2 separate regions of the Homo sapiens genome follow, and region 2 is linked to region 1. A link is a contact called in ENCODE Hi-C data. All regions are on one chromosome and are shown on one strand. The core of a region is the stretch at or near the end of the contact, and the rest is flanking DNA. Distances in the headings are between cores, read along the strand shown.

Region 1 (3,516 bases), core at 746-3,245:
TCATCACAGAGGAGAAATATTCACCTTAGCACTACCTTTGTTGTGGCACCTTTCCATCTCCATGAAGAAAAATAGCCATCCAGTCCAGATTGCAAGTGCTACTCAGTATCCTTCTCACACATATCTTACTAAAAATGTTTTCACTGACTTTTTCTTTATTTAACTATCAAGTATTTGGCAAATTAATATCTTGAAAGACATCTTCATTATAAATATTATTTTAATGATAAAATTATTAACTTGTAAATTTTTATCTAGCTCTAAGCAATTGGTTTTTATCTTAATTCGTTTCAGTATACTATTGTCATTCACTGAATGCCCAAGAACAGGGAATCTATCAAAAATGATTAAGATCATGTCAAAAGGACACAAGCACTAATTTGAAAGGGTATGCATTGGCTAAAGATGTGGTAATAGGAGCATTAAAAAGGTAATAATAATGATAGCAATACACTGATGCACACCAAATATGTAAAAATCCATGAGTTCATAAAGATGTTCCAAAAAAGAAAGTAATCAACCACCTCTGGAGAGTACTAGATCAATTAATGTATTCTGAAAATTACTAAAGAAAAAGTGAAATATTAAACTTCATTGCTTTTTTAATACATATTTAATACATGATATTTTTAATACATATTTGCAGCCTCTGTGTTACCAAAGTGGATTTGGCCATATTTGTAATGTAAGGCTTCAACACATTTTCCTATGATGTGAGCTTTGCCTGCTAAGATGATTCTGAAACTAACTTTGCCCAATTTTGCTTTTTCTATAATTTCATATGAATGCAATCATTCAGTGTGGTCTTTTGTATTTGACTTCTTTCGTACAGCACTTTGTTTTTGATATTCATCCATGTAGGAAAATTTTTTATTGTTTTTTATTGCTGAATAGTATTCCACTGCATGTGCTCATCACAATTTGCTTACCCATTCACTAGCGCTTTTCCTGCATCTGCTGAAAGGATTGTTTTTCCCCCTTTATTCTATTAATCCTGCCAATTACATTGATTGATTCTCAGATATTAAAAAAGCAGCTTTGCATTCCCAAGATAAGCCCCACAGGTCATGATGTATTGTCCCTTTAAATGTTGTTGAGTTTCATTTACTAAAATTTTGTTCACGACTTTTGTGTCTATGTTTATGAGTGATATTGGTCTGTAACTCTCTTTTGAAGTCTTTCACTGGTTTTGGTATCAGAGTAAATCTGGTCTCATAAAATGAATTCAGAAATATTTTTGCAATGCTCATTTTATGCCTTGCAGAACTTTGAGAAATATTACGCATAAAGTGTAACATGACGGGTGTCATTCAAATATATGTCTCAAATATAAAATAATCAGTTTTTGCCTTGTTCTTTCTTTTCCTAATTTCCGTAACAAACATGTCCTATTCGTCTTCACATCTAGTTTGAAGTTAGCTGAATTAGTGAGTGATTTATAATCACAGATTTCAGAAAATTAGAGCTAAGTGATTTTAGGGACTGTTGTCACTATATATCTAGGGGGGGAAACTGAGGCCTTTAGAAGTTGCCACGCTCTTCCAGTACAGAGTACCTTCCCACGCTTTACAGATTCCCACCATGTAACATTCATTAAAAGCCTTTATGGGTAGGAAATGAATAAGGTACCTGCTGTGTATATATTTACATTATAAAGTTTACGTATTCATTCTTACTCTTTTTCCTTCCTATGAAGACACACACTGTTCTTATTCTTACAATCTCAAAGAGAGAGCAGCGAAACAATGAAACTTCAGGATTGTGTGGCCTGGAGGCTACTAGTTGAACTGGGCATGCTCAGTCGCCAGGCAGATTTTTTTCGGTGAAGTGGAAACTACAACAGCGCGTACCGCGCGCGGAGGTGGGCGTGCCCTCGTGGAATTTAGAACGTTGCCTCAGCCAATGGGGCCTCGCGGCCGGCTGGCGGGGCTCCTCATTGGAGCAGCAGGGAGGCGAGCAGAGGGCCCCCAGAGGGAGCCGCGGAGGTGCAGGTCGAAGAGGCCGGGCTACGTCGTGCCCTGCGCGTGAGCAGCTGCAGAGGCAGAGGCAGCATCCAGCGGCGGCGCCAGCAGTTCCAGTCCGTTGCTTTACTTTTTGCTTCACCGACATAGTCATTATGCCGAAGAGAAAGGTAAGTCTTACCAAAAAAAGATTTCAAAAGCCTTCAAATTCTGCTTACAGTAAATGCTGGCATTGCAATGGCTCGCGCAGAACGCGCGCGGTAGTAACCCGGGGATTGGGAATCTTTGCTCCTCCACGCTTGTTTTTAGATGCCTGTTGCAGACGTTCCTCTCTCTGTCCCCCCTACCCACTCCGTCCTCATCGATCTCTTAATGTTACTTTCTCTCCAGTGACGCGGTTTCCCTTCTTTTTGAACTCATTCTCGCTGGAATGTTTTCCACCCCCAACAACAAGAAGCAAAAGCGGCTTTCCATTCCGAAAGGGAGTTTCCTCTTTGCAAACTGCCAGGTTGCGAATTAGTGTGAAGGGAAAACAGCGAGAGGAGAAAAACAAGTACAAGCGTAAGGAGAGGGAAGAAAATAAATCAGGCAAATGTTGGGATTATTCCCATGCGGCTGTACTCGCGGGCTGGGTGCGCTGCGGTGGCTCCTAGGCTAAGGGAAAGAGAAAGCCATGTTTAAAATAGCGCTCACCCTCCTGCTCGCCTCCGCTGCAGACCCGTATGTACCAACTCCAGTGTCAATCAGGGCTGGGGCCGGCGAGGCGGGGCCTGGCGGCCTGGACCTACCCGCAGTTCGGGGCGGGAGCGGTGGAGTTGGCAGCGTGGAAGACGGGACGGCGCCGGGGCGTCCAATATGGCTCGTCCAAGGTCAGGGGGCCACCAGGTCCTCCCCAGCGACTGGAACCCACACTCGGTTGGGGAAGGCGGGGTCCGCGCGCTATCCGCCCCTCTGCGCGTCTAGCGAACTGGAGTCATTTTTGTCTTGTCTTCCGCCCCTTGCGGACTGTCCTCTTCTGCGCAGGCCCCGGACACCAACTACTACATTCAGGGACACAAATCTCCCTCGGGGTGGGGCTTCGACTTGTCCCGGGGAGGGAAGGGAAAGGTTTCCTCCTCCCTGAGAAATCAGTGAGGATTTCTCAGCTGGTTCCTAAGCAAGTGCTTTGCACCCTCCCACCGCCAGCCTCAGTGTTTCCAACAGTGTCAACGAGTGTGGGTATTAAATTTGAAGCAAAATTACACCTAATGTCTTGCTTTATCAAAGACCATGGACTAATTTGTGTGTGAGAGTGACTGCATTATTTTAAAATACTGAAGTTTTAAAAATTCAAAAGCTTTCCCCTTCTTATATGTTATTACTAAAAATTGGGTAGAAACTTGTCTCCTACCCCACTTTTTAAAAATAATTGAAAGTGTTTAAAAGTCTTAGAGTTTGTTGTGCACATACTGTGTCCCTCACGCTGTGCAGAATTTGACTTGCATTATCTCATTTAATCCTGAAAACAGCTTGAGCGGTGTTACCCCCATTCAGCTGGGACTTAAAGACATAAATT
Region 2 (3,592 bases), core at 884-3,383, 6.4 Mb before region 1:
AAATTTCGAGCTCTGTGCGTGTAAAGGTGGGTTCTAGACCATAGGCTAAAGACATGTAATGAAATAAAGGTTATTTCCTTAGATGAGGTCCGTAGTGACAGAAATTGAATTATGTTTCATGCTTTAGGTGTGGAAATTCTCTGCCATAAAGAATTTCCTTATGGCTGAAGTTTATTATATTTTTTTTCCTTTTCTAATCATAAGAGCAATTTGGAAATTTAAATTATCTATTGTCCAGTTAACTTATTCTAATTGCCTCTAAGAAATCAGATGGGAAAGAAGTCTTTTAATTGGATGTTGTAGTGATGTCTGTTTTGAACAGAACTCAAAACATTTTGTCTTTAAAATATACTGGCTCTTGGTGAAAAGAGTAATTTCAAAATAAGGCTTTAAAAGGAAGCAAAAGTTTTAAACAAAAGGCAACATAATTTACCAGGCAGGTTAATAACTTACATTATTTGTCATGAGATTAGTTTTTTAAAAGGTAATTTACAAAAGTGTAAAGCACTCAAGTCCATAGGAGGCACTTGATACATGTAGATCCACTCAACATACACCTATTTTAGTATTAACAGATAAAGATACTTAAAAACTGCCAAAGTGAAATTAATAAATGTTTAAATATGTACCTAGAAATATTAAAAAATGGTAAGCTTTCCAATGATGTTACACTGTAGTCTTTTAAATGGTTTAGTCACAAACAGAAAAGTGTATTTGTGATGTTTAGACAATAATAGCTAATCGTGAGGATCAGTGAAATTGTTTACTTTTATACACCACTGTGGAGTTGGTACCACCATTCTACAAAGCAGTTTGACTGTATCAAGAATGTTTGTTTTTACCCTTTGACCCAGTAATTGTATTAAAGTTGATTCTAAATAATTAGAAATGTGCATAGGTTTATCATCAAGGATGGTAATATCAATGGACTTTAGTGGTTAGCAATAATGGAACAGGATGGTACATTCTGATAAAGGATAATAATGCATCATTAAAGATCCATGTTTTTGTAATACGGGAAAATATTCATGAAACTACATACATCATTAAAAAACATTTGTTTCCCCACTTTGAAGGATAAGATCCTAGGAAAGAGAGATGACAGGCACAGGCTCTGTCTTTAGAACGTGTTCAAATTCCGGCTTTGTTAGTTTTATGATCCTAAGTTCCTTTCTGTCTCAGTAATTTGCCTGTATAATGATTGAAACTATAGTACTGTACCTACACCATGGGGTGAATGCATGAAGGTCAAATGAAAGTGCTTAGTGTCTGTACCGCCTAAGTAAATTTTCGCGATAATAGTCTTCCTGCATCTCTCACTGTAGCGGACAATACAGAAAAAAAAATTTAGAAATGTGATGAATTAGTAAAGGGAAAACCCCATGAGACTCTATAAGAGGGATTTTACCTAATCTGCCAACCTGCCTCTTCCAAGCACTCGGATTTTGGTTGGGCTCCCGGAGCCGGCGTGAATTGAGCTCTACCCTTGCCCGTGAGCGCGCAAAAGAGATTTTGTTGGTGGGGTGGCGGCCTGATGAGTTGTAGTCTTTATTCTAGGGCTGTTTTACTCGCCACCCCCCCAGCCCCCAACACACCCCTTTTAAAATACCGACTCAAAGGCGTCCTCCTATCCCCCTCTCCCTTAGGCGTCACGCAAAGCTCGGACCTGCTCCCACCCGGAGCCGAGTGTACGGTGAGGCGCGGAGCGTTGCGGGGTCGGGGAAGCGCTACCACCCGCTCCATCCCTCTGCGGGTTCGTGTCACGAAGACTACAGTTCCCAGCGGGCTCCACGAGCTCCGGTTGCCCCTCAGGCAGCGCCCGGCGGCTACGGGGGTGCTGTAGTTTCTTCCGGGCTCCCTACAACCTTCTTCCCTCTCCTCCGCAATACAGGCAGTTACTGGGTGCTGGGGCTGTCCTTTGATTTCCGGAAATGGCCGGTCGCCAGTGTTGTCAGAGTTTCCACGGAAGACTGCGCGCTACTCCGGCCAGGAGGGCGGAGCGGCGAGACGCTAGAGGCTTTGCGCTGGGTGACGACTTCGGGCACGTTCTACGGCCGTTCCTCTGGTCGGCTGGGGACCGCGGCCGCGCACGCGCGGCGGGGGGCGTGGGGCTGGGCCCAGCCGGACGCGACCTCAGCCTGCGGCGGCTAACTGCCGGTAGGCGTCTGTGTGCGCCGCCAAGTCGGTGGGGCGGGGACGCGAGGTGTGGATGGGGGGTCGCCTTGACCTCTGCCTCAGCCAGTAGCGCAGTCTCGGCCTCGCCGTTACGGAGATGGTGCCCTGGGTGCGGACGATGGGGCAGAAGCTGAAGCAGCGGCTGCGACTGGACGTGGGACGCGAGATCTGCCGCCAGTACCCGCTGTTCTGCTTCCTGCTGCTCTGTCTCAGCGCCGCCTCCCTGCTTCTTAACAGGTAACGCCGCAGCGCGGAGCCTGGGCGGCGGCTTTTCTCCGAAGGTGCAGACGCCCGGCCCGTGCTGCTTAACCGTGCGGAGGCCGCGTAGCTGCGGGACTGGGGACCAGTGGGGAGAGCGAGCTCCGCAGAGGAGCGGCCTCGGGGAGCACGGCGGAGCGTCGAGGCCGGAAGCACAGGCCGGTGGGGTGGGGTTGATTGCCTCCTTTCCCGAGGCTTCGTCTCCTGAGCTACCTTTTTCTCATCCATTTCTCAAAACGAGTTCTTCATCTTCGTTGCTTTTCAAAAGTGAAATCCGTGTGTCGGCTCAAATTGAGACTGTACACAGGCAGTCAAGTCAGCTGACGGAGGAGTGTTCAAGGTCCAGTTCGTAGCCGCAATTTTAGGCAGAATCCGCACACCTGCAGCGCGTTCTTCCATCTCCCCACCTCCCACCCCCTCAGCTTGCAGCTGAAGCTTTTCCCGCAGTATTGTTGAATAAAACAGACGATCATAAAGATTTGTTGGACAGAAATCAGAAAGCAAAGTGGTACCCGTCCCAACATCCTTAGAATTTTTTATTTTTGAGACGGAGTCTCGCTCTGTCACCCAGGCTGGAGTGCAGTGGTGCGGTCTCGGCTCACCGCAAGCTCCTCCTCCCGGGTTCACGCCATTCTCCTGCCTCAGCCTCCCGAGTAGCTGGGGCTACAGGCGCCCGCCACCACGCCACCACGCTACCACGCTAATTTTTTTGTATTTTTTTTTTTTTTTTTTAGTAGAGACGGGGTTTCACCGTTTTAGCCAGGATGGTCTCGATCTCCTGACCTCGTGAGCCGCCTGCCTCGGCCTCCCGAAGTGCTGGGATTACAGGCGTGAGCCACCGCACCCGGCCACATCCCTATAATATTCTTAAGAGGACTTGATGCCACCCTCCCCAAAAAAACCTGAAATATTCCGAAAGGTTAAAATTGATAAATTCAATTGACATTTTGAAATCAGAAGATTCTGCCCCCGAAATAAACTTGTTTTACTTCATTTTACTATTTCAAGAAATTGTTGCGATGCAATAGGTAGTAGAGGAGACTTTTCCATTAAAATTAACACCAGATTTGCTTTTGGTGGAAAGAAATCTGAGATAGTTCTCATTGACAGCATCCGCAAGCTGTTTTCTCTGATGTTTTGAACAGGCAACCATTCTTAC

Evidence for each region. A loop is a pair of places that touch in the nucleus more often than their neighbours do. Pooled maps may share reads with other maps.
Region 2: a pooled map shows a loop between it and region 1 (10-fold over the local background). The contact joins the promoter of SNX14 here to the promoter of HMGN3 in region 1. A Hi-C loop is called at or near these places in 5 of 50 pooled maps.

The regions. Positions count from the first base shown.
Region 1 is chr6:79,233,161-79,236,676 of GRCh38, reverse strand. It overlaps HMGN3 (high mobility group nucleosomal binding domain 3), which reads left to right and starts at 1,995. Exons shown (of 7, transcript NM_001201363.2): 1 at 1,995-2,131. The coding sequence starts at 2,117. HMGN3-AS1 (HMGN3 antisense RNA 1) reads right to left here and starts at 3,003. Exons shown (of 2, transcript NR_040671.1): 1 at 2,750-3,003; 2 at 1-2,615. RefSeq lists enhancers at 1,877-2,666, 2,667-3,457 and a silencer at 2,670-2,719.
Region 2 is chr6:85,592,399-85,595,990 of GRCh38, reverse strand. SNX14 (sorting nexin 14) reads left to right here and starts at 2,133. Exons shown (of 29, transcript NM_153816.6): 1 at 2,133-2,412. The coding sequence starts at 2,273. RefSeq lists enhancers at 1,841-1,960, 2,271-2,440, 1,889-2,472, 2,473-3,056, 3,057-3,592 and a silencer at 1,991-2,210.